Regions from separate parts of the Homo sapiens genome. Here regions 2, 3, 4, 5 and 6 are each linked to region 1. A link is a loop called in an ENCODE intact Hi-C map of the cell type or tissue named here. Cell type or tissue: heart left ventricle. All regions are shown on one strand.

Region 1 (5,000 bases):
CCAAATGAAAATTATTAAAGAATATCACTGGGAAATCATTACAATATGTTTTAATTAGTTTATAGATTAATGTAGTTTGTTTACTAACGTAAGTAACTTGTAATATGGTCTGTTGCCTTGGGAGCAGAGCTAGAAACGAAAGCTCACAGTTAGGTAAACTGAATAAAGATTGGCAAAGGACTCCCATCACATTTTATTATTGCCCTGATAGCCACAGCCCCTCATTCATTTCTCTTCTAGTTTTGTAACCGCCCAAGGGGTTCACCTTGCCTGTTGCCTAGACAGAGTTGATTCATCAAGACAGGGGAATTGCAATAGAGAAAGAGTAATTTATGCAGAGCAGGCTGTGCAGGAGACTGGAGTTTTATTATTACTCAAATCAGTCTCCCCAAACATTTGGGGAGCAGAGTTTTTAAGGATAACTTGGTGGGTTGGGGGAAGCCAGTGAGCCAGGAGTGCTGATTGGTCAGAGATGAAATCATAGGGAGTCGCAGCTGTCTTCTTGTGCTGAGTCAGTTCCTGGGTGGGGGCCACAAGATCAGATGAGCCAGTTTATTGATCTGGGTTGTGCCAGCTAATCCATCAAGTGCAGGGGCTGCAAAATATCTCAAGCACTGATCTTAGGAGCAGTTTAGGGCAGGTCAGAATCTTGTAGCCTCCAGCTGCATGACTCCTAAACCATAATTTCTAATCTTGTGGCTAATGTTAGTTCTATAAAGTCAATCTAGTTCCCAGGCAAGAAGGAGGTCTGCTTTGGGAAAGGGCTGTTACCGTCTTTGTTTAAACTATAAACTAAGTTTCTCCCAATGTTACTTCAGCTTATGCCCAGGAATGAACAAGGACAGCTTGGAGGTTAGAAGCAAGATGGAGTCAGTTAGGTTAGATCTCTTTCACTGTCTCAGTCATAATTTTGCAAAGGCGGTTTCAGTTTAGAGGTGTCTTAATAGCTCAAGAAAGCAGCTATTGGAATGGAGACATCAGACCCTGGCTTGGTGCCATGTTCATTGAATGAATGAGTGAATGCTACTACCTGAAGTTTCTATCTCCTCTCACCATGTGTCTAACTCTCCCTCCTAGCACTTTACCTGGTAACTTCTCCATCAGCACATAGCACAGTGTCTTGCACATAGCAGGTGTTCAATCAGAGTAAATTGAAATGACTGAATTGAATTGGATGTCCAGTGAAGTAAATACCACACATGTTAGTGCTACTAACATTAAAATTCTTCACGCAGGCCAAAGCAGATGTGATGCCATGTTCAGCCATTGCTCAACTCTTGGCAAGGATCTGAAGACAAATAGAAACATCTTGATGTATTTGTGCAAGAAGTCTATGCCAGCAGCAGCTGTAGCAACTGCAGATTTTAATCTTAAACATCAATGTCCCTGACTTGGAGAAAATAAATTAGATTTTTTTTAACACCAAAGACAAAGGCTTTATTATCTCAAAAGGACTTATTATCCATGTTACTTGAGGAAAACATAAGTTAAAAATACAACTTCACACTGGATATATTGGAGTGATTTGACACTAGACTTTTTTTTTAAGTGTAAGGCATTTTTATCTTCATTATCAGAAGGACCTGTGTTGCAGGTGTTTCTCAGACTCTTATTTGCAGAAATGTCACTGTGTTGCTTTTTAAGAGGAAGTGAGGAAGATTTCTGAGAGATGTGATTCTGGAAGGAAAAGGAAGGAATTTCCCAATTATTCTTTCTTCAACTGGGCCTCAGTTACCTCATCTGTATGAGTCATCAGTGAACGAGTTGGCCACTAGATGATCTTTAACATTCCTTCTAATTCTAATTTTTCACAGTTCTTTGCTTTTCGCCAGCTGAAGTGAAGGACACTTGGTCAGCTAATGTCAAATTGTACATTTATCTTAGTTTTTTTCTAATTTTAAAGGTGATTTTATATAAGTGTTGAAGAGGAAACATAACTTTTTCCTCAATCGTCACGAATTCTTAGTTGGAACGGACCCTTGTAACAAAAGTCAGATTAATGAGAAAAACCAAAGTTTATTAACATGTGCCTTTCATATATACACAGGAGCTACCCAGGGAATGAGTCATTCTCATAGTGGTGGCTTTGAATTCCAGCTTATATAGCATCTTCAACAAAGAACAGTAGATTTTTAGAGATGTGACAAGATGAAGAGGATTTTGAATCTCCAGGGGCAGCAACTTGAGGAAAGGCAAGTGAGATGAAGGCTGGTCTGTAAAGCTTGTTCATGTAGATTCCTCTGGTGCCATCTTCAGGTCACTGAGGGTCTAACGTTGTCATCAGTGGGAGACCTTTGTGCTCCCTGGGAGAAGGGGGTGGGGGTGGGATCCCATTTGTCTTTGTAAATTTGTGTCTACTTTTAGGCAAATAGAGGAAGGGCAAAGAGCTTTCTTGCATCTGCCTCGTCTTATCTTCAGCTCAACAATCCTCATGCCAAAGAGGCATATTTTGGGGTGGCAAATTCTCGTCTCCCACATAAGGAAAGACTCTGCCTCCACTGGGTCTCCCAAAGTATTTGCACTTATGTCAGTTTTTGCTTTCGAAATGGAAATGTTACCTCTGAATGTGGTAAGAGAGTGAAGTCAGGCCTCTGTACACCAGGAATTGCTTAGAATGAGTCACAAACCATCTTAAAAATGTAGGAAATTAGGAATTAATTTATCAAACAGTTTTTTCTTCTTAAATCAGTTTCATTGAATTATAATTTTCATACAATAAAGTGTATCCATTTTAAGTGTACAGCTGAATAGATTTTTGTTGTTGTTGTTTTGAGACAGGGTCTCACTCTGTTGCCCAGGCTGGAGTGCAGTGGCATGAACACAGCTCACTGCAGCCTCAGCCTCCCTGGGCTCAGGTGATTCTCCTCTCTCAACCTCCAGAGTAGCTGGGACCAGGGGCATGCGCCACCATGCTCTGCTAACTTTTGTATTTTTTTGTAGAGACGGGGTTTCACCATATTGCCCAGGCTGGCCTGGAGCTCCTGGGCTCAAGCAGTCCACCTGCCTTGGCTTCCCAAAGTGCTGAGATTACAGGCATGAGCCACTGCGCCTGGCCCAGTTGATGAGTTTTGACAAACATTTACCTTCATCAAGATACAGAACATTTCCATCACCCCAGAGCCCTCATCAAGATACAGAGCATTTCTATCAACCCAGAAAATTCCCTCATGTCCTTTGGTAGTTCATCCTCATCAGGCTGGCTCTACAGTACAGATTCACCTTCCTTTGGCGGCTCATTTGCTGCCTTTCCTAAAGATACAGAGGTGAACAAACCAAGGTCCCTGTGGTCATGGGCTTCCATGCTAGTGCTGGGGGTGTAAGCAATCCTTTAGCTCCTTCAAGCTCCACTTTAGCTAACTCATCTCCGCTACTGGATACCGAGACTCTGTTTGGACCTTTAGAGGATATCCCACATGGGGGCCTCCTACTTCCCTCAAACTCCTTATCCCTTCCCATGGGTCTCTTTAAGGCCTCCACAGCCTGTGTCTCTAATCCTTCCCTTAGAATAGATCACTCTCCCGCCAGGTGAGGAAGTTCCTGCTGTGCCTGGCTGCAGTTCAATGTTAAGGGAGTCTTCCTCTGTTCTGGTTTTTTTTTCTGCTATAGCGTGGGGTGCCAGCCCTGGAGCTCTGAGTGAGTGACAGTGAGGAATAGAGTTGCTGAGTGCTTCAGATTCCTTTGTTCTCCTTCTCTAGACAGCAGTAGTTTGTTTTAGAAAGAACATCCAGTGCACAAGAATTATTTATATCCTGGCACAGTGGCTCATGCTTGTAATCCCAGCACTTTGGGAGGCCAAGGCAGGCAGATTGTTTGAGCTCAGGAGTTTGAGACCAGCCTGAGCAACATGGCAAAACTGTCTCTACTAAAAATACAAAAATTAGCCCAGCATGATGGCCTGCTTCTGTAGTCCCAGCTACTTGGGAGGCTGAGGTGGGAGGATTGCTTGAGCTTGGGAGGTTGAGGCTGCAGTGAGCTGAGATCCACCACTGCACTCCAGCCTGGGTGATAGAGACCCTGTCTCAAAACAACAACAACAACAAAATCAAAGAGAATTATTTACTTATTTTTCTGAAGAGCCATAATAAATGTTTACTTAGTGGGAAAAATAATGGTAGAATAAGATGGCAAAATTAGATGCAAAACTGGTTAATGTCTGTCAATTGAGAAAAATGATGAGCCAAGTCTCAATCATTTTAGGAGTTTATTTGCCAAAGTTAATGATGCATACCTATGACACAGCCTCAGGAAGTCCTGACGACATATGCCCAAGGTGGTCGGGGCACAGCTTGGTTTTATACATTTTAGGGAGATATGAGTCATCAATCAATATATGTAAGAAGTACATTGGTTCCATCCAGAAAGGCGGGGACAACTGGAAGCAGGAAGGGGGGTTTCCAGGTCACAGGTAAGTGAGAGACAAATGGTTGCATTTTTTTGAGTTTCTGATAAGCCTTTCCAAAGGAGGCAATCAGAATATGCATCTATCTCAGAGAGCAGAGGGAAGACTGAATAGAATAGGAGGCAGGTTTGCCCTGAGCAGTTCCCAGCTTGAAGGGGCCCAAGATATTTTCCTTTCACATGTCCTAGAGGGCAATAAAACCGTAATTTCTTCTACTGGACAGATGTCATGGGCATCTCTGACAAAATTTATTTGCAATTGTATTAGGGTTCAACAGAGAAACACAGCAATGGGATGTGTGTGTACACACACACACACACACACACACACGCACAGAGAGAGACAGAGAGAGAGAGAGAGAGATAGAGAGAGAGAGAGATTGACTGATTAAAAGAGATTGACTCGGCCAGGCACGGTGGCTCATGCCTGTAATCCCAGCACTTTGGGAGGCCAAGGCGGGTGGATCACGAGGTCAGGAGTTCCAGACCAGCCTCGCCAACATAGTGAAATCCCGTCTCTACTAAAAATACAAAAATTAGCTAGGTATGGTGGCATGTGCCTGTACTCCCAGCTACTTGGGAGGCTGAGGCAGGAGAATCGC
Region 2 (5,000 bases), 350 kb after region 1:
CCAGAGCCTAATCTTTACTAGCAATCTTTAGCAACACATCATCTTTAAGATGGGTGTTGGATAATCATAATATCTTCTTTATCCACCTACGAAATATGGCAGTATTCAAGAAGGGCTGAGAGCATGGCCCATTGAACCAAACTGCCAGGATTCAAATTCCAGCTCTTAATACTTACAAGCTGTGTGGCCTTTGAGTAGTTAATTAATTAACCTCTTCAACACCTTGTTTTCTCTCATCTATAAAATAGGGATAAAATAGTACCTGCCCCATTGGCCTGTTAAAAGGATTCAAAGAGGATGACTATGAAGCACTTAGATACCTAACACACAGTATGTAACCAATAAGTATTAGCAATTGCCAGCAGTGGACAGGAACCTGCACACACCAGCACCTGAGAGCCAACTATGTATATCTCTGCCCAATGTTGTGTTTATTAGTCACCTTGGCAGCTTGAAATCTGCCATTGAGGGAGTATTTACGTCATGGTAATCAGCAAACCTACAAATCATGGCCTTTTCCTCCAGAGAGCCAATTGTTAATTAAACATTTACTGGAACCCCAGTGGCCATTGCTACTATGAACCTGTCAGGGCCTATACAAATGATATCTGCTGCCTCTCAGTTCTTTCTATTTTATTTTAGCAAGGTAAGTACATCCATTGTCATAACTGGTTTGAAATTTTATGCTGAGCTGACATTGGCTGCAAGAAGTATTCCTAAAAGAGGGTCACGTTGTAATGTCTTTGTCACTTGAAGAGTTAAATAACTTTATACTACCAAATTCAGAGATTTGTGTTCCACTTTAAGATGGCTGAGGGTGTTTGTCTCTCTGGTTTTTGTCAGATGTTATTTTTCCCAGATAACTGTTTTTCATTATTTCTGCTATGTTTATTAGAAAGAGGTGGGACAGGCCAGGCATGGTGGCTCATGCCTGTAATCCCAGCACTTTGGGAGGCCGAAGTGGGCAGATCACCTGAGGTCGGGAGGTCAAGACCAGCCTGACCAACATGGAGAAACCCCATCTCTACTAAAAATACAAAATTAGCCAGGCATGGTGGCCCGTGCTTGTAATCTGAGCTACTCGGGAGGCTGAGGCAGGAGAATTGCTTGAACCCGGGAGGCAGAGGTTGCAGTGAGCCAAGATCATGCCATTGCACTCCAGCCTGGGCAACAAGAGCGAAACTCCGTCTCCAAAGACAAAAAAAAAAAAAAAAAAAGAAAGATGTGGGACAGAATGAATTGGCTCTTTGCCTAAAGATAAAGATAAAGACAATTCTTTATCTCACTGTGATAAAGAATCTAGTTGTGATTCTTTAATTAGATTTGTCTAAATTTTTTTTAACTTAGGCCAACTTATTTCGGACAATTAGTGAGTGCAGGCAAATTGCCTACAATTAAGCTTTTTTTTGTTTGTTTTTTGAGGCGGATCTTCGCTCTTGTTGCCCAGGCTGGAGTGCAATGGTGCGATCTCAGCTCACTGCAACCTCTGCCTCCTGGGTTCAAGCAATTCTCCTGCCTCAGCCTTCCAAGTAGCTGAGATTACAGGCACCCACCACCACACTCAGCTAATTTTTGTATTTAATTAGAGACGGGGTTTCACCATGTTGGTCAGGCTGGTCTCGAACTCCTGACCTCAGATGATCCGCCCGCCTTGGGACAGTTAAGCTTTTATAGCAACTGTACATTTATGATAGGGTGCAGGGAAGCCTGTTAGCAAAACAGGTGGTTGAGGGGCTTGTAGGTGGGATTCTAATTTCCTTGGATGGGATGAGATGTTACAGAGGAGGCTCAAGGCAGAGCTCCAGGCCCAAAGGAACTGGTACCCTTGCAGGCAGCTCAGGCCCAAAAGACAAGGAGTCCTCCTACCATATCTGAAGCCTAAGGTCAGGCTAGACCCAGAAATTGAACAACCTAGATTTGAACCTACCACTTTCTAGCCAAGCGACTCTACAGAGTCATTTAATGTCCCTGTATCCCACTTTCTTAATCTTTAACATAGGGATAACAATACTTTATTCCTCACAGGGTTATGAGGATTAGATGAGATAGTGCTTGTATCTGGCACATAATAATCCCATAATAAGTGACAGCTGTAATTATTATTTATACTGATCTTATTCCTCAGAGCTGCTTAGGAAGGTGATTCGTCACCATTTAATAAATGAATCTTGTAATTCATATTATCCATCCTGTGGCTTGATTTGCTTATGGTTGAAACCACTATTTGTTATTTGGTTGATGGTTTCTTAGTCTGTGTGATCAGCAGATACCTAAGGTTGTCTTTTTGTTTCACAGTTTCAGTTGCTGTGTTTAAGATAGCAAGCCCTCTTTTCAGGGTGTTCTCTAGGTTCTCCTGAAATTAATTTCTTATTAATTTTCATAGTTCATATTTAAGTCACAGCATCTCAGATACAACCACCAAATCTGGTGAAAACTTGTCTGGTCATTTTTAAGTGATGTGGGAAAAGAGAAACAAATCTTGGTTTCATTGTCAGTGATGTGAAAGAAAGTCTGTTGAGCTTCCTTGTCATTTTAAAATCTTTCCTGCCCAGTGTCAGGATTGGTCCCTGAGATTGAATAAACTTGGACTCAAGTTTAACGATCCTCACTCTAAGCAGGGAAGGAATATCTAATCTGGGCCTGCCAAACAGGGTCTGCCACATGTATTGATTAATTTAGTCAGTAAGTAATCATTGAGCACCAGCTCTATTCTTGAATGGAGATATATGAAATAGTTCTAAGGCACACTAAGAACAGCATTATCTCTGCCTCCCAGGTTCAAGCAGTTCTCCTGCCTCAGCCTCCCGAGTAGCTGGGATTACAAGTACACGCCACCACACCCGGCTAATTTTTGTAGAGATAGGGTTTCACCATGTTGGCCAGGCTGGTCTAGAACTCCTGATCTCAGGTGATCAGCCTGCCTCGGCCTCTCAAAGTGCTGGGATTACAGGTGTGAGCCACTGTGTCCGGCCAGTCCTTGCTATTTTTCAAAGCCCATTTAAATTCTTACTTCTACCATAAATCCATCCCTCAATTCTCCAGTTCACATTTGTTATGAAATAATTTAGCACTTATAGTCAGAACCACAAACTAGGGAGGTCTATATGTCATCCACATGTTGTTTTATCTGCCCAGTAATATAAGCTTCTCAGTGGCAGGGAAGGTCTTTCTAACTTCTTTTGTGTTAGCATGTCAAGTTTTTTTTTTTTCTTTTTCTTTATACAAGATGGGGTCTCACTATGTTGATCAGGCTGGTCTTGAACTCCTGGCCTCAAGCAATCCTCCCATCTTGGCCTCCCAAAGGGCTAGGATTACAGGCATGAGCCACCACACCCAACCATCATGTCAGGTTTTTAATGGTCAAATGTAACTAACATGTTTTTAGGTCTACAGCCTATAAGACCTAACAACTCCTTTGTTCCTAACAGCCTATAAGATAACAACTCCTTTGTTCCCAAGGAGTTTATAATCTGATAAGCCTCAACTGTTTGTGAGTTGATTGATTCAATGGATGTTTTTAAAAGCATACAACTCCTTTGTTTAAGTCTGGACTAAGTGTTCATTGTGCATATATAGCCCAGAATAATGTTTCTCAAACTTTAGAACTCACATATCTCAGTGACAAAATCCTTGGGCTCAAGTTTGGTAAATATTGAATTAAAAGTTAAACTCTGTCATTCTAGATGATTACTTGACATTTAGATGATTATAAATACAAAGGCAACCCCAGACACCCAATTCATGGGCTAGTTCTTGGTGATCAGGTTCATCAATCAGGAAAAATTAGACCATGCTGCTATAATAAACAATCCCCAAATCTCAGTGGCTTAAAACAACAAAATTTTGTTTCTTGCTTTTGCTACATGCCTAGCAGGAGGGCTCAGTTCAAGGTAGTCAGGACCTCGATGATGGCTGTTCTTACCTCAGTGAGTGCCTCCCCATCTCTGTGGCTGGGAGAAGGGGGTATAGTGAATCCCCACTGGCTCTTAAATCTTCCACTTGGACTCAAGTCACTTCCACTGACATGGCCACATCCAACCTCAAAGAGGGTAAAGAATATTCCCACCATGTGCCAGGATGGTGAGGAGGATCAAAATGTTTGTGAACAGCTCCAATGACCCCCACCTAAGGTGATCTAGTTGACCCAGAATATTCTTATCTTGGGTGATCTTTTTAAAAATTATTGATGTAAAAGTATACATTTAGAAACCATCAGGGAGACTAGCAGACCTCTCAATTGGAGCCTGTGGAATTTGAGAAACATTGCTCAGAACATGAAGTTGTTGCCGTCAAGTTTGGCATCCAACCATTTATGCTCTGTAAAAATTTCTCTGTGTGTCCATGATTCTTAAACTTTAGGGTGTGTAATGATCCCCTGAGGAGTTTGCTAAAAAGGCAGGTTGCGATATAGTCCTGCGTGAGGCTCAGGAATTGGTATTTAAATAAGCATTTCAGGTAGTTCTGATGTAAGTGCTCTCCCAGATTTGGCACTTACATGAATGGGATCGGATGCTCCACAGAGCCAAATGGACATGGTTCTCTAGGTTGGAAAATACATCCCATTGAAATGAGAAGAAAACTAAAGGTCACAAGCAGCTGAGCAGACACACACAGATTAGATGTGGACTGTGTATGTAGAGGGGCAGGTGGTTTGGGGGTGATGAATCAATTAGGAAACGGGGTTAGTCAAAGCGGTGATGGTGTCTGCCCTACCCGCATCATGGATTTGTTGTGAGGTTTGTGTATGTGAGATGATCACTGAGAAAACCCTCTAAAAACAATATGTAATTTTCAAGTGTAACCCAATTAATAGTAGCAATAAAAAGAGAGTCCTGAGGTTTGGATGTTTGAGCAGGGGCCATTTGAAGCCAGAGATAAATTATTCTCTTTCAGTAATCAGAAAAGGCTGTACTGCCAATCGGTTTCTTCTTAAACTCATAGAATGCCTGATGACATATTTAAAACTTAGCTCCATATGGTGATTTTGTTGTGTTTTCATA
Region 3 (5,000 bases), 140 kb after region 1:
GAATAAAAAACACAGCACCATGAACACACCTTAGGCTGTGGAGATTCCCACTAGTGATTCCAAAGTCCCTCTGGAAACTTTAGCATATGGGCACATTCGGGTGTGCATGTGCACTTTTCTAATGAGCTACCTCTTGGCTCTTACCAGATTTTCCCTTCCTTCCTTCCTTTCTTCCCTTCTTCCCTTCCTCCCTTCCTCCCTTTCCTTCTCTTTCTTTTCCTTCCTTCCTTCCTTCTTTTTTTTCTTTCTTTCCTTCTGAGTCTCACGCTGTCACCCAGGCTAAAGTGCAGTGGTGCGATCTCAGCTCACTGCAACCTCTACCTCCCGGGTTTGAATGATTCTCCTGCCTCAGCCTCCTGAGTAGCTGGGACTACAGGCGCCCACCAGTATGCCTGGCTAATTTTTGTATTTTTGGTAGAGACTGTGTTTCACCATGTTGGCCAGGTTGGTCTCGAACTCCTGATCTCAAGAGATCCACCCGTTTTGGCCTCCCAAAGTGCTGGGATCACAGGTGTGAGCCATCACACCCGGCCTTCTTATCAGATTTTCAAAGGGATCTGTGACCCCTGAGAAGTAGAACAATTCCTTTGGAACATGTTGTGTCATTTAACTTTAAAACTTCAGGGTTTCTCTTTCTATGATACAGTTGCAAGGTTGAGCTGTCTCTTAAACCTATCAGCAATTATGATAGTTACCTTTGGGTTCACAAAAGGAATAAAAAGAGAAAGGAAAAATATAGAGACAGAGAATCCCTAAGCTGCTTTCTCCAACTGGGCAAGAGCTGGAAGAATGGAGGAAGGAGTAAGCTAAATGGTTATATCAGTTAGGATATTTTCAGATACAAGCAACAGAAATACCAACTGACAGTGGACCAACCAATATAAATACCCAAGCCGGGGTGTCTCCAACATTGATAGTTTGGCAGCTCAACGACAGGACCAAATACCTGGGTTCTTTCCTTGTTTTTGCTCTTTTATCATTAGGTTGGCTCTCCTTAGTCCCAGGATGGCCACCACAGTTCTAGCATCATCAGCAGACCCAACCATGTCTAGTGATAAAAGGGGGAGGTATGTCTCTTTTACCAGTAAAAAATGATTCCCAGGCTTGGCCCAGTGGCTCATGCCTATAATCCCAGCACTTTGGGAGGCCAAGATGGATTGTTTGAGACTAGGAGTTTGAGGCCAGTCTGAGCAACATGATGAGACCCCATCTCTATTAAAAAGCCAAACCAAAACAAAAATGGTTCCCAAAACTCCCCATAAACATTCACTCATATTTCATTGGCCAAAATTGTATGATATGTTCCTGCCTAACCCAATCACAGGTGAGGGTAATGGTGCCACCAACATTGGCTTACACTAATTAGCACCCACTCTTTGGGAGATGAAGTTGGGCTCATCCCCTACAAATCATGTAACTGCCATGGAGGAAGGTAGGTACAGAACAAAGCTGGGATCTTGTTGGACAAGCGGTTGGGTAGCAGCCATATGTCTGGGAGCTAATTGATCCATGAGTAGTGGAGACAGAAGAAAGGAGGAATGGGCTGAAGGAGGGCACCCATTGCCTGGCAGGAGAGGAAAGAGATGGTGGGTCAGACATCTCTATGGCAAGAGTGAGGTACTGCTGTTAGTCAAGGACATTTTGGTGATTTTCTGAAAAGCCTCAGGGTGGGTAGGAGTTGGGGAAAGTATTTTCACGGTGGCCATGTTAAGTAGAAGCTCTTTTGAATATGGTGCTTCTCACCTTGGGCGATTCTCTGGTGAGATGTCATTTGCAGTCTGTGATAATAGTGGCTTCTGCTTCAAAATTTCCATTCCATCTTCTTCTGCACTGACTTTCACTAACACTGAACGTCTCTTTCCTTTTTGCAGACTCTTTAAAGCCATAGCTTTTCTTTTCATTTCTTTCCCATGTCTTTAATTTTCATGAGGTCTCAACAAATAATTTCCTCATCTTTAGTGTCCTGTCTAGAAACTCCAAGTAGGTACACAGCTGCAGATTTCAGCTCAGATTCTGTTCTGCATGGCTACAAAAATGTTCCATACCACAGTAGCTGTCCTTTCAGATTCCCAGTGACCTGATAGATATACCCATCTATTAATGGATCCCACTAATCATGTAGACCAGGACTCTGGGATAACCAGCTCTTAGCTGATTTCAGGTCTATGGCATAAAGCCTGCAGAGCATAATTTAAATGCATTTTTAAAGCAAACTGGTTTGCAGAGAACCCCGTGTTGTGATGTGTTTCCATAATGGCACCAGTGTCTGCTCAAGTCTGTAATGAAACATGCAATAATGCTCCCACAAAATCCACCAGGAAAGATTCCCATAAGTGGAAGAGTTTTATTGCCAGCAGGTTTTATATCTTAATTCTCTCACCCCCATTTCTCTGAAATACAATTTAAATAGTCCTTTAAAAAATTTTTGACTCCTCAGAAGTCAAATGTACTCTGTGGAGATGAGGCTGTTGGTTGAGATGATTCCAGTTAGGAAGTATTTTTGGTGGGTTGCACAAGGGCCCTGATGTATAAAAATCCCCCCCATCCCAACCCAGCTTCTCTTTGTATGCATGGGATCTTTTTAAAAATATTTTTTGAGATGCAGTTTCAGTCTTTTTGCCCAGGCTGGAGTGCAGTGGCCTGATCTCAGCTCACTGCAACCTCTGCCTCCTGGGTTCAAGTAATTCTCCTGCCTCAGCCTCCTGAGTAGCTGGCACTACAGGCATGTGCCACCACACTCAGCTAATTTTTGTATTTTTAGTAGAGACAGGGTTTCAGCATGTTGGCCAGACTGGTCTTTAACTCCTGACCTCAAGTGATCCTCCCTCCCCGACTTCCCAAAGTGCTGGGATTACAGGCGTGAGCCACCGCTCCCGGCCTGCATGGGATCTTTTGATCTACAGTGAGGGGAAGAGGGATCAGTTTTAATTGGAGGATGGGCTGGAGGAGACAGAAGGACCACCAGAGGGATGCTATGGCATCTCTTCTTTGAACCATAATAGAGAAAGGAAAAGGGTTAGAGAATGAAGCTGCTCAGATGAGATTTTTGGAGACCCTGGGCCCAAGCACATCTGCTTTAGGGTCCTGGGAGCACCATGGGGCACTGGTTGTGGGCAGGACTGGTCACCTTGCCTCAGCGCCAGAACCAGATGGCATGGTAGTGAGAAAGCTCCACCAAATGACCTTGTGGGCAATGTCCTGGCCAGGAGGAGGGGTGGCTGGGGCAGGAAGTGATGCACAGGTGGGACAGAAACTGCAGTGGATCAGCAGGCCTGAGAGGACACCCCATGTGACTCCTAGAAGTAGCAGGTTGAACCACAGGGTTGCTGATAGCCAGTGGTCAAGATGATGGGGCTTGGGTCTTTACCATGTGGTTATAAGGAAGGAGGGCATCATTTTGAGGCCATAGGCTGGTGAAAGTGCTATTGATTTAATCCAAAATGCTTTGGCATAGAAAATCCAGAAAAGACAAGCAAAATGTTTCTTTCTTCAAATGATTTACAATGACTCCACTTTGTTATCTTGCCTAATATAGACTTGGCCAGAACTTCTGTTTAGCTAGCTAGTGCCGCAGAACAAATCACCTCACAATTTAGTGCCTTACAGTTTCGTAATCTCTCAGGATTTCTGTAGATAAGGAGTTTGGGAAAGGCTTGTTGGGGTGGTTCTGGTTCCAGTCATTTGTGTGGTTACTCTTGGACAGTGGCTGGAGCTTGGAGAGCCAGGGTTGAAGCAGCAGGTGGCCGGCTGGGCACCTCTGCTTCTTTATATGGCTTCAGGGCCTCTGTGGCCTCTCCATGTGGACTGGTTTAGGCCTCCTCACAGACTGATGGCCTCAGGACAGTTAAAATGCTTACACAGGGCTCAAAACTTCAGGAGTGAGGATCACAGGGAATAAGGTGGAATATGGGTCCCTTTTACAGCTGAGCCTCTGAAGTCACACAGCATCACTTCAATGGCATGCTGTTAATTGAAACAATCACAAAGAGGATGGGTGTGGTGGCTGACGCCTGTAGTCCCAGCACTTTGGGAGACTGAGGTGGGCAGATTGCTTGAGCTCAGGAGTTCAAGACCGGCCTGGGCAACATGGCAAAACTCTGTCTCTACAAAATATACAAAAATTAGCTGTGCGTGGCGGTGTGTGCCTGTAGTCCTAGCTATACAGGAGGCTGAGGTGGGAGGATTGCTTGAATTTGGGGAGGTCAAGGCTGCAGTGAAGCCGTGATTGTGCCACTGCACTCCAGCCTGAGTGACAGAGTGAGACCCTGTCTTAAAAAACAAACACACAAACAAACAAACCAGTCACAAAAGCCCACCCCACATCAAGGGGAGGGGAATTGAACTCCACCTCTTGATGGAGAAATGATAAGGTAATAGAAAAGCATGGGGTTGGGGAGAGGTGGGAGATATTGCATCCATCTTTAAAAAATACAACTGCAACCATCTTTTCCATGCAGAGTGAAATCATCCTCGCAAGCCTTCCTCCAAGGCTAGCTCCTTTCAAGATAGCCTTCCTCTGTGACTGGGTTTTTTCCTGCCCAGCATTCAGCCACCTTTTCTACCTGTTTTAATCTCCACTCTTCCCACAGCCCAACCCCTCAACTGTATTTGTCATCTCCTTGTGATTCCCACTTATTATGCAGACCAAAAACTCTCCAGCTCTCCTGCTGGGTGATCCTTTCCTAAAAAGGCACTGAACTAACAGTTCTTATGAATGAAGGAAGTGCAGAAACCCATCGGAACACGATGACTAAGATGCAGGGCAGCTCTGGGACAGTCGCTGATTGAAACATCCCTGAGTTCTCTGAGCATCAAACATGCCTGTGAGATCCTTGATTACACTGCAGGTAAGCAGACAGGAGGACAGATGTTGTGTAAGGTTGGGGAACGCAAGGAAGATGAATGGACTTCAACACAAGGAAAGGCTCTCAGGGAATACTTTCCAAGCCCGCAGGAATGTAAGGACACTCCCACATCGCTGGTAAGTGAGTCATCACCAA
Region 4 (5,000 bases), 56 kb after region 1:
AGCTGTGTGATGTCAGGCCAGTTCCATAACCTCTCTGAACCTTCTGGTTTCTCATTAGTAAATAAAGATAATTCCCACCTCCCCTACAGGGTTGCAATAAAGATTAGCTGAGATTGTGTAAGTGGCGTGCCTAACACAAGATGACATGCAGAGTATGTGTCCATAGTAGGGGTGCTGAGCCATAAAACTGTAAGTTCCCATCATCATCGCTGATGGTGCGGGTGACATCCTCATTCACATTGCAGGGTCAAGACATAAGATCTAGAAAAATGACCTTTCAATGCCTTCGTTAAAAACAATTTAGCATCTTGAATGCAAGATTTCTTTTTATTGTGCTGAAATGGAACTACATACCGGGTGTTCACCAACAAGCCTGTCTAACTGCCTAGCAACCCACTTCCTGAAACTCTTGCTGGGTCCAGAGTCTAAGTGTTTCAGAAGCCACAGATGAGAAACAGGAAGGGAGCCTCACCCAGGCAGACTACCCAGGAAACAACGAAGGTGCTGGAGGAGGAAGAAAAAGGAAAGTGGGGCTCACTCACTGCTTTCATTTTGTGGATGTTGGACCAAAACTTGGAACTGCAGCCGGAGGATCCCTGGACTTTGGGCATCTTGGTCACAGCCTTGCAGAGAGAGGTTGAAGTTCCCCGCCATGTTCCCAGGCTGCTTGTCCTCCAGCTTGAACACCTCGGGGTTGGTGGTGGAGCCCGGGATGTAGTATTCAACCCGCTCCTCCTTCCTCTCACAGTTGGAGAGGTTGAAGTTGAGGAAGGAGACGCTGGCCCGCAGGTGTGCAGGAACGACAAACTGCCACGTCATGAGCTCATCCTCAGGGAAGCCTTCTGGGTAGTTGGCAGACATCAGGGTTGCTGAGCCTTCACCCTCAAACACAGACTCGATGATGCACAGACCTAGTGGGAGTGGAACCCAAACCAGAAAGAATAGGGAGCCATTAGACCCTGTCCTGGTTGTCTGCAGCCGAGGGGTGGGGGTGTAGGAAAAATGACTGCAGTTCTCAGATCCTGAGCAGTGGGTCTAGATACTGTATATTTGGACTCAAGGCAGAGATTGGGAATGCAGACACATCAGTGGTGTGCGAGTAAATATTAAAAACCGGTCCAGTGGTAGAGGGGAGAGCCCTGACTTATAGCGTCTGCCCACTTCCATAGTGGATGTAAATAATCCCACCACGGTTGATTTCAAGCTACCAACACCAGGTGACTGAATGTGGAGTTGGGCAGTAGCACACCTTTATATTATTCCCTCCATACAGATACGACAACACAAATAACCCTGAAAGCACAGGCAACAGTAAAATAATTAGGAAGTGATGAGTTTTGAGTATTTATTACCTTTGTTTTAAAAATAATTTATTTAATTATGTTAATTTAATTCTATTTTTTTATAACGGATCTGTTTCACATCAGCTCACAAAATGCCTGAACACTTAACAGTCAGCTCTCTGCCAGGTGCAGTGGCTCATGCCTGTAATCCCAGCACTTTGGGAGGCCAAGGCAGGAGGATTACCTCAGGTCAGGAGTTCGAGACCAGCCTGGCCAACATGGTGAAACCCCGTATCTACTAAAAATACAAAAGTTAGCTGGGTGTGGTGGCGCACGACTATAGTCCCAGCTACTTGGGAGGCTGAGGCAGAAGAATCGCTTGAACCTGGAGGTAGAGGTTGCAGTGAGCCAAGACAGTGCCACTGCACTCCAGCCTGGGCCACAGACTGAGACTCTTTCTCAAAACAAACAAAAACAAAAATAAAAACAAAAAACAGCTTTTATGAGCCAGTGTGAGTGAGCTCTGCACATCACTGATACGTTTACAGAAAATGTGAAAGAGATGGAAGACAAAGAAGTTAGAAATGAAGCAATCAAGGTGGGTCTGTAGAACCAATCCCTTGTCATTTTTTTGAAAACAAGTATCACATGCAAAAAGGACAAAGAGAATCACCCCGTTTGTTTAATAGAGAAGAGGGGGTTCACACTAGGAATGCATGACCCATGTCACTTATAAGAGAGCTAGATCTTCCTTTATGGTTTTTATATTGAGTATTAGAGATTTGCTGACATTTGACCATTTCTGACCTAGAACAATGATGATCTTGTGTGTTTTAACCTAATCAGATAGCAGGGAGGGGCTTTCTCACGTTTTATAGATGAGCGGTTTGCAATGCTGAAGCCGGAGACATTTCTGGGGTGGAACCATGGGAGGTGTAAGGCCATTTTCACTCCTTCTTGCATCTTGATCCGGGACACAGTGCCATTGCTGCAGAAGGTTCCGATCCTGACCACGGTGGCATCGATTCGGCCGCTGATGGAGTGAGTGACTCCGTCTGGGCAGCTCTCACCCGGACCGATCTGCCTCAGGCGAGGGATGGAAAACTGCAGCTCTAAACCGATGCTCTTATGAGCTTTGACATCCCAGATGAAAGTTCTGTTGAGGGTAGGCAACAACGATGTCGAGGGCTGAAGCTGAACCTCCCCAAAAGGACATGGGCCTGACATACAGTCTGAAAAACAGTCACAGAAGCAATTTTGATCACAGATGCTCCAAGGCCCCACACCACTCCTCCTCCACCACTCAGCCCCCTGTAGTAGACTCTTTGGGGCTCCCCCAAGGTGGCCTTTACCAGGCAGGGGCACCCAGGCCCCAACTGCTGTGAGTCTTAGTGGCCAATGGCTCACAGATGTACCCTCCTTCGGGGAAGTGCCTCAGCTCGGGGGAGCTGCCTTGAACCAGAAAAGCCTGAGAGGTGTTGCAGCCCCTCATGCCCATCCCAAGGGAGAGGTGCTGTCTACAGCCAATAATGGCCTCCTGCAGGAATTAAAAAGTCTGACCTCCTTGCTTCAAGTGATGTAACCTGGGTATGCCATTCATACTCCAGAGCTCCCCATGGGGTCAGGCTGAAGCTACTCTTCAGCTAAAACCGCATCTGCATTCAGCTACGTGCCCTGCTCTATCCTGCTTTCCTCACTTCTGAGAGCACTTTCTTGATCACTGACTTAAACAAAAAATCCTGTCTCAGGCTCTGCTTCCAGGTCACCAGACTTGAGACATCTCTTAACTACTGTGATTTCCAGATTAAGTTCCTGGGGTCCAGTGGGTGAAGCCAGAAGGAAGGCATTTGTAGCAGAGTCTGTGCTTTGGGATCTCCTACTTCTCCTGTACTAAGAGAGTCACGATTTCACAATTTGTAGAGCACAGTGCCAAGATCCATCCTTTAAAACTGGTTTCCCCATCAACACATTCATCAACATAGCAAATATACTCTGAACGTGCAACTCCCCTGGACAGCTGGAATCTGGCGGCGCCATTTCTCTTCTTGCACTGCCTTAATGCTGATATTTTATAACCACTGCAGTTGAATTTCTTTTTTTAAGGCTAACAGCTAATAACATCCTTTGATATATTTGTTTCCTAAGCCTTTTAAAACAAAGCAAGAAATATTATCAAAGAGAAAACAAGAGGAAAGTGAGGGGACGAAACAGAAAGTAGGCAATGTAACATTAAGGTTTTGTTGTTTTGAGCAGGGGGCATCTGAAAGGTGTGATAGACTCTGGCCTCCATAATAATAATTTGTGAATCTTTACTGCTGTTCTATTGGGGTATTTGAAAGTATTGTCCACTCAAAATAGAATTATGGAGAATTTCAGATCAGTCTTGGATCTCTGAGGTCATCCAAGCCAGACCTCTAATTTTTGCAAAGCAGCTGTGGATCCAGGTGACTTGGGCTGGCACTTGCAGCAAGTACACGGCAATTCCAGATCCCAGGACGAAAGCTCAGGCTGTGTTTGGTCAGCCCTTTCTTGCCAATGCGCTATGCTGTCTAACCAATAACACAGGGTTAGATAACATGGTGACTAACGTGACTAAAATTAGACTTTGCGTGTTAGTAAAGGTAGTTCCTATTTTAGGAGCTCATGGAAACTTCAATGTTTATATCAAGCCACCTCTTTCTTTCAAAAGCAGACCTCAAGTGATTTTCCACGCACACCTCCAGTGTGCCCAGGGCAACATCAGTTGGCTCTGGCTAGGTTCTGTACTCTTGTGGAAACATTTAACTCTAGTAAGGCAGTGACTCTTAGCTCTGGTTCTACCTACAACTCACCTGCAGGCCGTTTAAAAACTACACATGCCTGGACCATCCCAGGGATTCTGATTTAATTCTATAGTAAAATCTGGAGTCAAAAAGCCCCATCTCCCAGCCTCAGCTCTGTCAGCAGCCATGTGACACTGTGAGAGTCAGGTTATGAAAGCAATTTTTCATTTGATGCTAAGAGCTTTGTTTTTTAGGATGAACACACAGGTAAGAGTAGTCAAAATGATTGGCATGCCTCGGAATCTTCTCCTGTACTCTGTCCAGTGAAAACATTTTAAATAACTAAAATGATTCCTGTCCAGAGGATGGAGAAGTATTATTTCTGAAGTGATTCATAAACTCATTTTCCCCAGCAGATTTCTAATTTCATTAACTCTCTTTTTTTTTTTTTTCTTTTTGGAGATGCAGTCTTGCTCTGTCACCCAAGCTGGAATGCAGTGGCACCATCTTGGCTCACTGCAACCTGTCTCCCAGGTTCAGGTGATCCTTCTGCCTCAGCCTCCCAAGTAGCTGGGACTATAGGTGTGTGCTGCCATGCCTGGGTAATTTCTTTTGTATTTTTAGTAGGGGTTTCACTATGTTGACCAGGCTGGTCTTGAACTCCTGACCTCAGGTGATCCATCTGCCTCAGCCTCCCAGAGTGCTGGGATTACAGGCATGAGCCACCATGCTCAGCCAACTTTCATTAGTTCTCATGGAACTATTCAAGAAGAGATGAGAATGGAGACATCAAATTTTATCTGATGCTGATTTCAGAATGATTGTTCAGAAAAGGCAATGAAGGGCAGGTGGACCACTGGACCTGATTCAGTGTCTAGATTTATTATTTTAGAAATTGATATTTTCATATCATTTTCAAAAGTTGTGAGCATGGGTTTTTACTACATAGTAAGCC
Region 5 (5,000 bases), 160 kb after region 1:
ACCTTGCAGGCAGCATGTGATTGTGCCACAAGGCCAAGACCTGAAGCTAAGTTAGCTTCCCCTGCATCCAGCTGCCATCTTGGAATAAAGCGGAGAAAGGAAAATCCTTGCATTGGTGGAGAGACCCAGACACTATGTAATTACTCAAAAAGAGATTATTTTAAACCAGAGGAGGCTGAGATACCATAACAGTAAGATCAAAAATTTTCTTGCATGCAGCGGAAATGGGGTTTCAAGAGCTGGTTGGGATCTTATTGATGGTTGTGTTTTGCATATCTGAGCAAATTCTACCCTGACCACAGGATACTCATGACTTCCATAACTACATACTTATTTTTTTTCAATTATGATGGTAATATATATGATTTCATTGTAGAAAACTTGGGGGGAAATACTATAAAGAAGAAAATAAAAATAATTCTGTAATTTCACCAGCCATAGATAACCACTGTAAACATCTTGGTTTATTTTTTTCCCATCTTTTTTCTATGTATATGTGCATGTGTATGTGTATCACTGTGATTGTATGTGCATCTTACTTGTTCACAAGATTCTTTAATTTTTTTTTTTTTTTGAGATGGAGTCTCATACCTTTTTCTCAGGCTGGAGTGCAGTTGTGCAATCTTGGCTCACTGCAGCCCCGACTTCCCAGGCTCAAGTGATCCTCCTGCCTCAGCCTCCTGAGCAGCTCGGACTACAGGCGTGCGCCACCATGCCTGGCTAATTGTTTTTGTATTTTTAGTACAGATAGGGTTTCACCATGTTGGCCAGGCTGGTCTTGAACTCCTGACCTCAGGCGATCCTCCCACCTCGGCCTCCCAAAGTGCTGGGATTACAGGCGTGAACCACCGTACCCAGCCTTTGGATCTGCTTTTACTGATGCGTGAGTGTGTGGCCTCATCACCACTCCCAGCAGCTGGCACCTGTAACTCTTCTTTGTAGATCCAGTCTTGGGCTGCTGGAGGGGGCATTGCCTGAGAATTTACACTCCTCTGGGGCAGCCCTTCACCAATGACTGGTAGAATGTAGGAATGTAAGCCTTGTCCAGGTGCACGGGGTGGGAGGCAGGGGGATTCTGAGGGCTATTTATACTTGGGGTTCCCTGTGGGGCAGGCTAAAGCTATTCTCCCTGGGACTCAGCCTGAGATGACGCCCTAGCTTGGCTTTTCTGAGAGCACATCCTTCATAAATCACTTGCACACAAAACTCATCTCAATGTCTGCTTCTGGGAACCCGACCTAAGACAGCCAGTGATACATTTTTAAATGTTAAGATAAATATGAAGAAAATAAGAGGCTCTGTGGATATATTTAGGAATTTAAAGTTGGGTTTTACAGCTTAAGTAAACAAACAAAAAACAGAATCATGTATCTTGACATATCAGTCTGGAGTCAGAACCTTTTTTTTTTTTTTTTGAGGCAGAGTCTCACTCTGTCCCCCAGGCTGCCCAAAGTGCTGGGATTACAGGCATGAGCCACTGTGCCTGACCTGGAGTCAGAACTTTAACAGCAGAAAAACAGGAGTGGTACTCCTTTAAATCACGGACGGTCATTCTGTGTTTTTTGGGGAGACTGATGCTAGGTCCCAGTGGTCTCCTGCAGGGGCTGGAACCACCCCAGAGAAAGGAGAGCAGGCTTCTGTCCCTTCTTGCTGCACTTGCAAATAACACAGGTCAGCCCAGGGCCAGAACCTTGGGGCAGCTCCACCGAAGGAGCTGTCCTGTTGCCCCTGATCCTTCCGTCCCAAGTCCCAAGCCCAATCCTCACACCAAGGCAAGGTGGGGAGGAGGCAGAGGTTGTGGGGGTGTGGGTGGGTGGGGGTCCTTATGTCCCACAGTACGGGAGCTGGACCAGGAAGATGGAATTTGCTACCCTGAGTGACCATAGAGAGGGTTTCTAGAACCTCAACTTTGCAGGCAGGTTTAGAAAGTACGCTTGTCCTCCCACTGCTAACAGCTGGGGAAGTGCGTGTGTGTGTGCTGCTCCAACAGCTCAGAAGTCCTGGGAGCTTTTAAAAACTTCCCAATCCAAGTTCTGCCTACTGGGCTCCAGCCTTCCTCAGAAAGACACTTCTGAAGGCCGACTGCTCGGTTCTTCGAAGTAGCTCAGCCAGACCTGACGACACCACTGGCCTGCGGGTAGATTCTCTGCAGGGCCAGCCTGCACCTCCCAGCAAGGGCACCACCTGGTGGCGGGCACTCTGTGGGATGGGCTCTCTCTCTCTCTCTCTGTTGGGGGGGGTGTGTGTGTGTGCACGCGTGTGTGTGTTTAGGTGGAGGGTAAAGTGGATGGGGAGGGGATTTACCCTCTGCAGCCTCAGGCTTCCCTGGCAAGCCACCGCCTTGGACATGACATTTGCTGGCTTGGCTGGGGCCCTGTGGCCAGATGTCAGAATTTAAGTTCTGCGCTTAGGGCTTGTGCAACCTTAGACATTAAACGTCTCTAAGCCTGTTTCTTATCAGTAAAAGGAAGATCAAAGTACCTAGCTCTTTGGGTTCTTTGTTAAAAATAAGATTATGCTTTGGATTCCTCAGAAATAGATCCTGAGAGATTCAGACATAAGTAGTTTATTTGAGAAGTGACTCCAGGAAAAACCACTTGGGGAGGGCGATGTGAGCCAGGAGTGGGGAAGAAGATGGCAAGAGTGACTTATCCAGCAAGTGTTTTGCCACTGAGGGCACCTGCACACCATCCCTCTCAGTAGGACCTTGCCTGAGGGGCAAGGGAGCTGGGGTATTTATCCACAGATTCCCATCATTCACTGTGGGAGGACCACTCCTGGGGTGCCTTAATGCCTCAGCTCTCTCATTATTTGACACGTGGGCACGGTGGGCACCAGCAACCAGAGAGGATCCTCAGATAGATTCGGAAATGATGGCATTCGGAAGTTGGGACAACATGTATGGAAATGGTTAGTGGGGAGGGGGGATGGCTGGGGCACCACCAAAGTCTTCTATATGCATGATTAAAAATTCTCAGAACATAGTAACATTTCAATAAACAATAGCTATTTATAATAGTACACATCCGTGGTCCCCGGCAAAGTGTGACACAGCTGATAACCTAGAGGTAGGTCCAGATAGGCTGTGTGCCATGGGAGCGCTAGGCACCAACAGCCCTACAGCAGGTGTTTAGTGTCCCCTCTTGTATATATAGGGGAACTGAGGCTCATGGAGCATGAGAGCCTTGTTGAGGGTCATGAGGCCGATCGTGCCAATGTTGGTCTCCTGCGAGCTGTGCTGCTGCTCCCACCAGTCCAGGACTGTAAAGAGTTTTCATCCTGTGTCTGTGTTAAAATGTGCTCTCTCTGAGCCCCACCATGACAGCGCAGAAATTTGTTTCCATCTGTAAAATGTCAAGGCTGAATCTTTTATGTTCTGCCCTGGGTCTGTGCCCGATAATGAACTCCATCCAAGCCCTGTGGCTGCCTCCAGCCCACGAGACTCTTTGGAACAAAACGAATAATTCTCAGTGGCAGGAGAGAGTGAGGGAATGGTTTCATCACTCTTTTCCTGCACGACTCAGACCTGAGAGAAAAGAAGAGGGAATTGGCAGAAATAGAAGGCGGCAGGGACGCTCTCTCACTTGTTCCCTGCAGTCATGCCTGTATGGAATTTGGGAGTTTGCTGGACCAGGGGGGCTGCTTTGGGTACACTGGGAGCAGAAACCTGGGGTTCCATCACCTGCCTCATGGCGGGGCATCGAGTCTGCTCTCAGCTCTCTTTCCTGAACACCATTGCCACATCTGTCTGTGCTGGTGACGAAAGAGAGAGAAGCCTCAACTGTCTCCTTTGTACTGCACTAGGCCATTCCGCAACTCAAGCAGGAGAAAAACCCAGGAGTGGGGTGGCGTAGGCGGGGCCACCACAAGGAGCCCGTGCATCAGGGGGCGCAGGCTGTTTCTGGATCATTCCACTGGGAAGGGGACAAAACCCATCTTTTATGACCCATGTTCAGTTCTCAGTTGGAGTCAGGTAAGCCTTTCCCTTATTCTTATTATTTTAAAAATGTTTTCTAAAATTGTGGTATGACATACATAATATGCAATTCTTTTATGTTTGTTTGTTTATCTATTTATTTATTTATTTTGAGATGGAGTTTCGCTCTTGTTGCCCAGGCTGGAGTGCAATGGTGCGATCTTGACTCACCGCAACCTCCACCTTCCGGTTTCAAGCAATTCTCCTGTCTCAGCCTCCCAAGTAATTGGGATTACAGGCATGTAATCCCACCACGCCTGGCTATTAAATTAATATTTAACCCTTTTAAAGGATATGATTTGGTGGCATTAATTACATCCACAATATTGTGAAACCACCACCACTCTCTGGTTTCAAAACTTTTTTATCATCCCAAACAGAACCAACTAGGCTATAAGATAGTCCTGGGTGAGCCAGGTCTCCAGTTGGGACATGTGTTTCTAAAGGAGTGTGGAGAGGAAGTAAACTCTTAGGTATGTTTTCCTTTAAAATCATGACAACAGTACCTATGGGAGAGGTACTGTTATTATTCCCATTTTACAGAAAAGGAAACTGAGGCCTAGAAAGCAGCTGGCCAGTGCCAGGGCTAGTATTTGAAATAGACTAGTCTGGCCTCACTGGGCACCACCTCCACCCCACCTGGCTGGTCCCACTTCTCACTCCATTCTGCTGGAATCATTCCATGAGCTAAAATGTCTAACGATGTTGGGCCTTTGACTTCCCTCTGAAGGGAATTGGTAGGCTGAGCTGAATCTGCAGGGTTTCGGCCATCTCATCTGGCAAATTAAGTGTGACATGGGGGTTCCGGAATGAAGTGGATGTGAATTGTAAAGAACACGGGCTTATTTGAGCCTAGAATCGGGCCAGTCATGGATCTGCATTGAAAAGGGACTTGGGGAGCTGTATGAGTGGGGCTGGGCCATTCCTGGAGTGGCGAGGCCTTCCTGGAGGACCCCACATCTGTTTGCTGCTTCAGCACAGGAGAGAGACTCTTTGAGGGGATGCAAACCTGGAGAGTCCCCTC
Region 6 (5,000 bases), 71 kb after region 1:
ACCTCATATCCACCCCAAGGGGACACACACACCATTGCAATGATTTCTCCCAACCTTTATTCCCTGCAGGGAGCGAGTGTTGAATTCACACACATTGAATGAACATTTGCCTGTCTGTTCATTAGACCCAAATAGTAATTTTAGGACACCAGGGAACTTCAAGGTACTCTGAAGACATTGAGGGTCTGCTATCAACCATCTGGGGGTGGTGGTCAAGGAGGGCTTCACAGAAGGCGTATGACTTAAGATGGGTCTAAAAGAATGGATATGAGTGTGCCAACCAGGAACTGTGAGATGACTGTCAGGAAGGACAGATGGAAGGAATAGCAGGTGCAAAGATGCCAAGATATGAAAATCATGGCTTCCTTGGAGCCACTCTGGGGAGTTTGATTTGGCCAGAGTTTTGTTTGGGTGGGTAGAGGAGGCTGGAGAAGTGGGAAAGGGCTTGGTTGTTGGCCACGGAGTTTGGGCTTCACCCACTGGGACCAGCACACCTTAGCAGCTTGGTGTGGTGGTGAAGAGTACAGATTCTAGAATCAAACTGTCTAGGGTCAATTCCCGGCACTACCACTCACCCAGATGTGCTTCCTTGGGCAAATTCCTTAGCTTCTTGGTGCCTCACTTTCCTCATCTGCAAACAGGATAATAATGAAATTCCTGTAAGGCCTAAATGAGTTAATACCTACAAAGTGCTTAGAATGGTGCCAGGTAGTCAATCAATATTGGCTGTTAGTATTGTTGATATTATCAATGATAGCATATTACAACTACTACTAGCAGCGATGGGGCACCATTGAAGGGTGCTAAGCAGACAACTATAGCAGCAGTTTGGCTCTGAGTCTAAAGCCTACAGTCCTGGCTGGCTGGGTGGGGACTACGTAAGGCAGGCAAAGCACTGAAGAGGCAAACCTTAAGGAGGCACTCACTGTCAGGGCAGTGCCACTTAAGGAAGCAAGTATGAGTGCCTCCTTAAATTCTGCACACCTTATCTGCCTCACCTAGCCATGGCCCTGGCCCTGATCATTGGCTATTAATAGGCCCTTCTACATGTTGACTCATGTGACTCCAGCACCCTCACTGAGACCAGAGAAGTGACCTCCCTTCTCCAAGTTTGCTGAACTCAGGAGGCAGCTGGGACATTCTGGTTCAACCCTGGCACCTCTGCAGTCTCCACCCACCCAGGGTACCACAATGAGCTGCCCTCATAGAAGCTGCCAAGGCTGGTCAAGTTACCTAGCAGAAGAGGAGCAACTGCTGCCATTCTTTGTCTCTCTCTCTTTCTTTCTTTCTTTCTTTCTTTCTTTCTTTCTTTCTTTCTTTCTTTCTTTCTTTCTTTCTTTCCTTCTTTCTCTCTCTCTCTCTTTCTTTCTTTCCTTCCTTCCTTCTTTCTTTCCTTCCTTTCTTCCTTCCTTCCTTCTTCTCTCTCTCTCTCTCTGTTTCTTTTTTTTGTCTACCCTGGAGGTGACAGAAACTGCCATTCTTATTAAGTGAATGCAGTTGTTGGCTGATTCCAGGAAGTGGGGAGTCACCTCCAACAGAATTCATTCTAACAGTGCCTGCTGTGGGAGGGGTGGGGGTGCCAGATAGTCACATCGCCAAACTTGGAGTCTTCCTAGTCCAGTGGACCTGAGGCAGTGAGGCCTAAAGGCATAGAGAGACAACTGGTTTAGACACTCAAAATCCACGTGTCATTGACTTGGCCGGGTCCATTTACAGACTGGTAAATTGAGGTGTAAGTCTTGCCAACAACAGGAAGACCACTGATCTGCCTACCTGGAAATAGTTCATTTCCACCTTCACATAAGAAAGAACTAGAACATGAATTGCCATTTCAAGGGCTAATCATTCTCTCTTGGATGGGAGAAAAACCTTTGGAATCTAGACACCAGGCCTGTCTAAATAGTAACAACAACAAACATTTAATGATTCCTTAATATTAGGCAGCCCCGTGCATATGTTTATAAATATTTATAAATCCCCACAACCACTCCATAAAGTAGGTTCTAATATTAAACCCCATTGTACAGATGAAGAAACTGAGGCTTGGGTAGGTTAAGTAATGTACCCAGGCATATATGATTAATAAGAGGTAGAGACAAGTTTTGTGTCCCAGCTCTGACACCGGTGCCCGGGGCATGATAAATGACTATTCATCAGAGCTAGCCCCGCCCGAAGAACTCCACACACAACCAGGAACTTTCTGATGATGGTGCGTTGTTCTTACCAACAAAGTCAATCAAGGTAGAATGAAGTATTTCCAAGCTGCTGGCTTTCTAGGATATCAAAAGGAAAACATATTTGTTTTAAATGGTCCAACAAGCACACTGTATTACTGCAAATCCTCCTTCATGTCAAAGTAATTTGAAAGTATAGTTGGAATTTAAGCTTAAGATTTAAATTCCACAGAATTTGAAATGTTTGGGGCGTGGTTGTTCTTTTGTATTGTTCTTTTTTGGCAGTGCCAGGTGTAAGGTTCTAAGAAAGGGAACTGGCATGGTTCCACTGCTGATGGCTCCACAGCTTCATGAGGTCTGCCCGGGGGGTGTGGGCATGGGAAGTTAATGTGGCTGAGTTAGTGGCAAAAGAAAAGCAGCCATGATTCTAGAACAAAGCACTGGGAATGAAAGGCCAGTGCCAAGTTTTAGCAGAAAAGCATGCTATAGAAGCCCTGGCCTGCAGGACTCACTTCTCTAGACAGCTGTCAATGAGACTCATGGGAAAATCCGATGCAAGTTTGAGTCAATTTCAACCAGGCTTCTGCTTTGGCTTCACAGGAAATGCTTCTTCCTAAAAGAGACCTCCACCTGTCCTTCTGGGTATCTGAGCTGTAAAGCCTTTCATCCACTGGTTTGGAAGTCAAGTAGGACCTGCCAGGACCTGCCAATTCCCATTCCCCACCCCACTCCTTCCACCTTATTCCCATGGCTGGTTTCAGGAAAGAGCCTGTCAAGACAGCAGGGCAAATCTCTCATTCTCCCTCTGAGAAGTAAAGGGATGTGAAATGATGGCTGCTTACCAGACTCCCCTAGAAAGAAGCTGGGGCAAGGTACAGCCGTCAGGCCAAGCTGAGGAAATGCTTTCAGGCTACTGTTGCAGGTCTGGAGAAAGGGATGGGTGGCAGGGCAGGTGACCATCCCATTCCCCAACCCCAACGGCAGGTGCACCTCCCAACTGAAGATACTGTGCCACAGGTGGCTACAAGAACTTGCCTGCCATTCTGCCATTATAGGCTCTCCAAAGGAAAGGACCACATTAAACACTGCAGTGATCAGTTAACACCCAGGAAGGATTGGACATAGACCCTAGTTATCAAGAAAGGACCTGGGGAGTGATCAAGCACAACCTCCCACCTGCAGTGGGCCTGAGACACAGGACTGCACTGGGAAGTCAGGGCAGGGAAGAAGGCCCGAGGGAGTAGGACAAGGGCATGCACAGTGCAGGTGGGAAGTGCAGAGACAACTTGCTGCAAAATGTTGATGAAGGCCGACTCTGGCCACATCTCTCAAGATCATTTTGCCATGAGTTACTGTCATGCCAGGTGCTGGCATACAAAGATGAACAAGGCCGGGCTCCAACTTCCAGAATTATATCCAGTGACCTCAGGGCTCAAGAGACATCAGGGTCCCACCCCCTCAGTGAGAGAGACACAAAGTTCCCATTAAAATAGTCTACTATTTCCACAGCTCTTAGATTAATTACAGAAGAGAGTAAAATTAAGTTCCAATAGCAACGTTGAAAAGAACCATGTGCACGCTTAGTCAATCCAACTTGTTGGAACAGTTTATCAACACGGGACTGTTTTATACATTCATTCACTCCCTACTCTTAATTCTCAAGGTCCTTAAGAAAGAAAATGATATGTGATGATGCAAGTTGTTTCTTTTATTTATTTTACTTTTTTGAGACAGAGTCTTGCTCTTGTTGCCCAGGCTGGAGTGCAATGGCACAATCTCAGCTCACCACAACCTCTGCCTTCCAGGTTCAAGTGATTCTCCTGCCTCAGCCTCCCGAGTAGCTGGGATTACAGGTGCCCGCCACCATGCCTGGCTAATCTGTGTACTTTCAGTAGAACGGGGTTTCACCATATTGGCCAGACTGGTCTGGAACTCCTGACCTCAGGTGATACACCTGCCTTAGCCTCCCAAAGTGCTGGGATTACAGGCGTGAGACACTGTGCCTGGCCAAGTTATTTATTTTCTAAAGTAACTGAACCATTCCTCAAAAGCAATGCTAGCAGTTCACTGTCTGCAGTGCTTATGCTTTGAATCATTTTTCTAAAGTGGTGACAGGTTTGCACAGAACCATCCAAACTCTTCTGTTGCATTTTTCCCTTTTATGATCAAAGACACATGCCATATGAGAGAGGTGGCCCTGTCTGGGTCACAGTCTATATCACAGTCTGTAGCAAAAGGACACATCTGCGTATAAACCCCTCTGAGACTGAGGCCATCTTAAGGCTCCTTGTCAATCCAAAACACGGACATTAACATTTAATTCCAGATTGAATCACACCGTATCGGTGAAGGAATGGTTTCCAAGAGGACCACAGAGGTAAGAAAGCTGCATAATAACAGACTTTGAACACGGGAATTGCAGAATTAAATAACAAATATAACTCACCTTGTGACCACTGTAAATAATTCATACAAGATGCTAAAATGCCACAAGGCTACTTTAAATCACATTAACATTTTATGAAATGTTAAAAAGATTTATTTTGTTAAACCTTGAAGTGTGAGTCACGAGGACCATGAAAGTCACTGAGGATCACAAGGATGGCTGGAGAAAAATCAAAGGAGTGGATTAAAAAACCCATCTGTATGTACACTCAGGGACACACACGCAAAGGCCCACAGCTCCCCTCCCTCACCTGCTAAATGTTTAGAAGTTACTGAATTTCCAGTGTCTTTAGTATTCCCTCCAGAGTACCTCATTCCAATGGTCCAACCTTGCCATCAGAGATTAAATAGTTGTTCAAGTTCTTCTGACAAAAAGTCAGC

The links. Hi-C counts contacts between places; a loop is a spot of excess contacts. Peaks named below come from ENCODE experiments on the same cell type or tissue, not always from the same donor. Only the 100,000 strongest peaks of a DNase experiment are listed, where the experiment ranks them.
Region 2: a loop joins it to region 1, with 2.9 times the contacts of the local background. A loop is called at or near these places in 2 of 110 quality-filtered maps.
Region 3: it touches region 1 in a loop (3-fold over the local background); 13 of 110 quality-filtered maps call a loop at or near these places.
Region 4: it touches region 1 in a loop (3-fold over the local background); 26 of 110 quality-filtered maps call a loop at or near these places.
Region 5: it touches region 1 in a loop (4-fold over the local background); 83 of 110 quality-filtered maps call a loop at or near these places.
Region 6: a loop joins it to region 1, with 2.1 times the contacts of the local background. A loop is called at or near these places in 25 of 110 quality-filtered maps.

The regions. Positions count from the first base shown.
Region 1 is chr3:45,053,487-45,058,486 of GRCh38, forward strand. No RefSeq gene overlaps it. Among named protein-coding and RNA genes, the nearest start is that of CLEC3B, 30 kb to the left of the region's middle. In heart left ventricle, a CTCF peak has its summit at 2,256 (motif pointing left); no DNase peak of the experiment used is centred here; H3K27ac peaks cover 1,285 bases.
Region 2 is chr3:45,401,915-45,406,914 of GRCh38, forward strand. The region is part of intron 4 of LARS2 (leucyl-tRNA synthetase 2, mitochondrial); the gene reads left to right. Among named protein-coding and RNA genes, the nearest start is that of LARS2, 16 kb to the left of the region's middle. In heart left ventricle, no CTCF peak of the experiment used is centred here; no DNase peak of the experiment used is centred here.
Region 3 is chr3:45,195,217-45,200,216 of GRCh38, forward strand. No RefSeq gene overlaps it. Among named protein-coding and RNA genes, the nearest start is that of TMEM158, 29 kb to the right of the region's middle. RefSeq lists enhancers at 4,231-5,000, 4,421-5,000. In heart left ventricle, no CTCF peak of the experiment used is centred here; no DNase peak of the experiment used is centred here.
Region 4 is chr3:45,109,931-45,114,930 of GRCh38, forward strand. It overlaps CDCP1 (CUB domain containing protein 1), which reads right to left. Exons shown (of 9, transcript NM_022842.5): 3 at 2,153-2,515; 4 at 543-911. Among named protein-coding and RNA genes, the nearest start is that of CDCP1, 34 kb to the right of the region's middle. In heart left ventricle, no CTCF peak of the experiment used is centred here; no DNase peak of the experiment used is centred here; H3K27ac peaks cover 1,755 bases.
Region 5 is chr3:45,208,554-45,213,553 of GRCh38, forward strand. It overlaps LOC101928636 (a long non-coding RNA gene), which reads left to right. Exons shown (of 4, transcript XR_001740675.2): 3 at 3,805-3,973. Among named protein-coding and RNA genes, the nearest start is that of TMEM158, 15 kb to the right of the region's middle. In heart left ventricle, a CTCF peak has its summit at 2,193 (motif pointing left); a DNase peak (open chromatin) is centred at 2,168.
Region 6 is chr3:45,124,834-45,129,833 of GRCh38, forward strand. The region is part of intron 1 of CDCP1 (CUB domain containing protein 1); the gene reads right to left. Among named protein-coding and RNA genes, the nearest start is that of CDCP1, 19 kb to the right of the region's middle. RefSeq lists an enhancer at 1-145 and a silencer at 3,463-3,707. In heart left ventricle, no CTCF peak of the experiment used is centred here; no DNase peak of the experiment used is centred here; H3K27ac peaks cover 665 bases.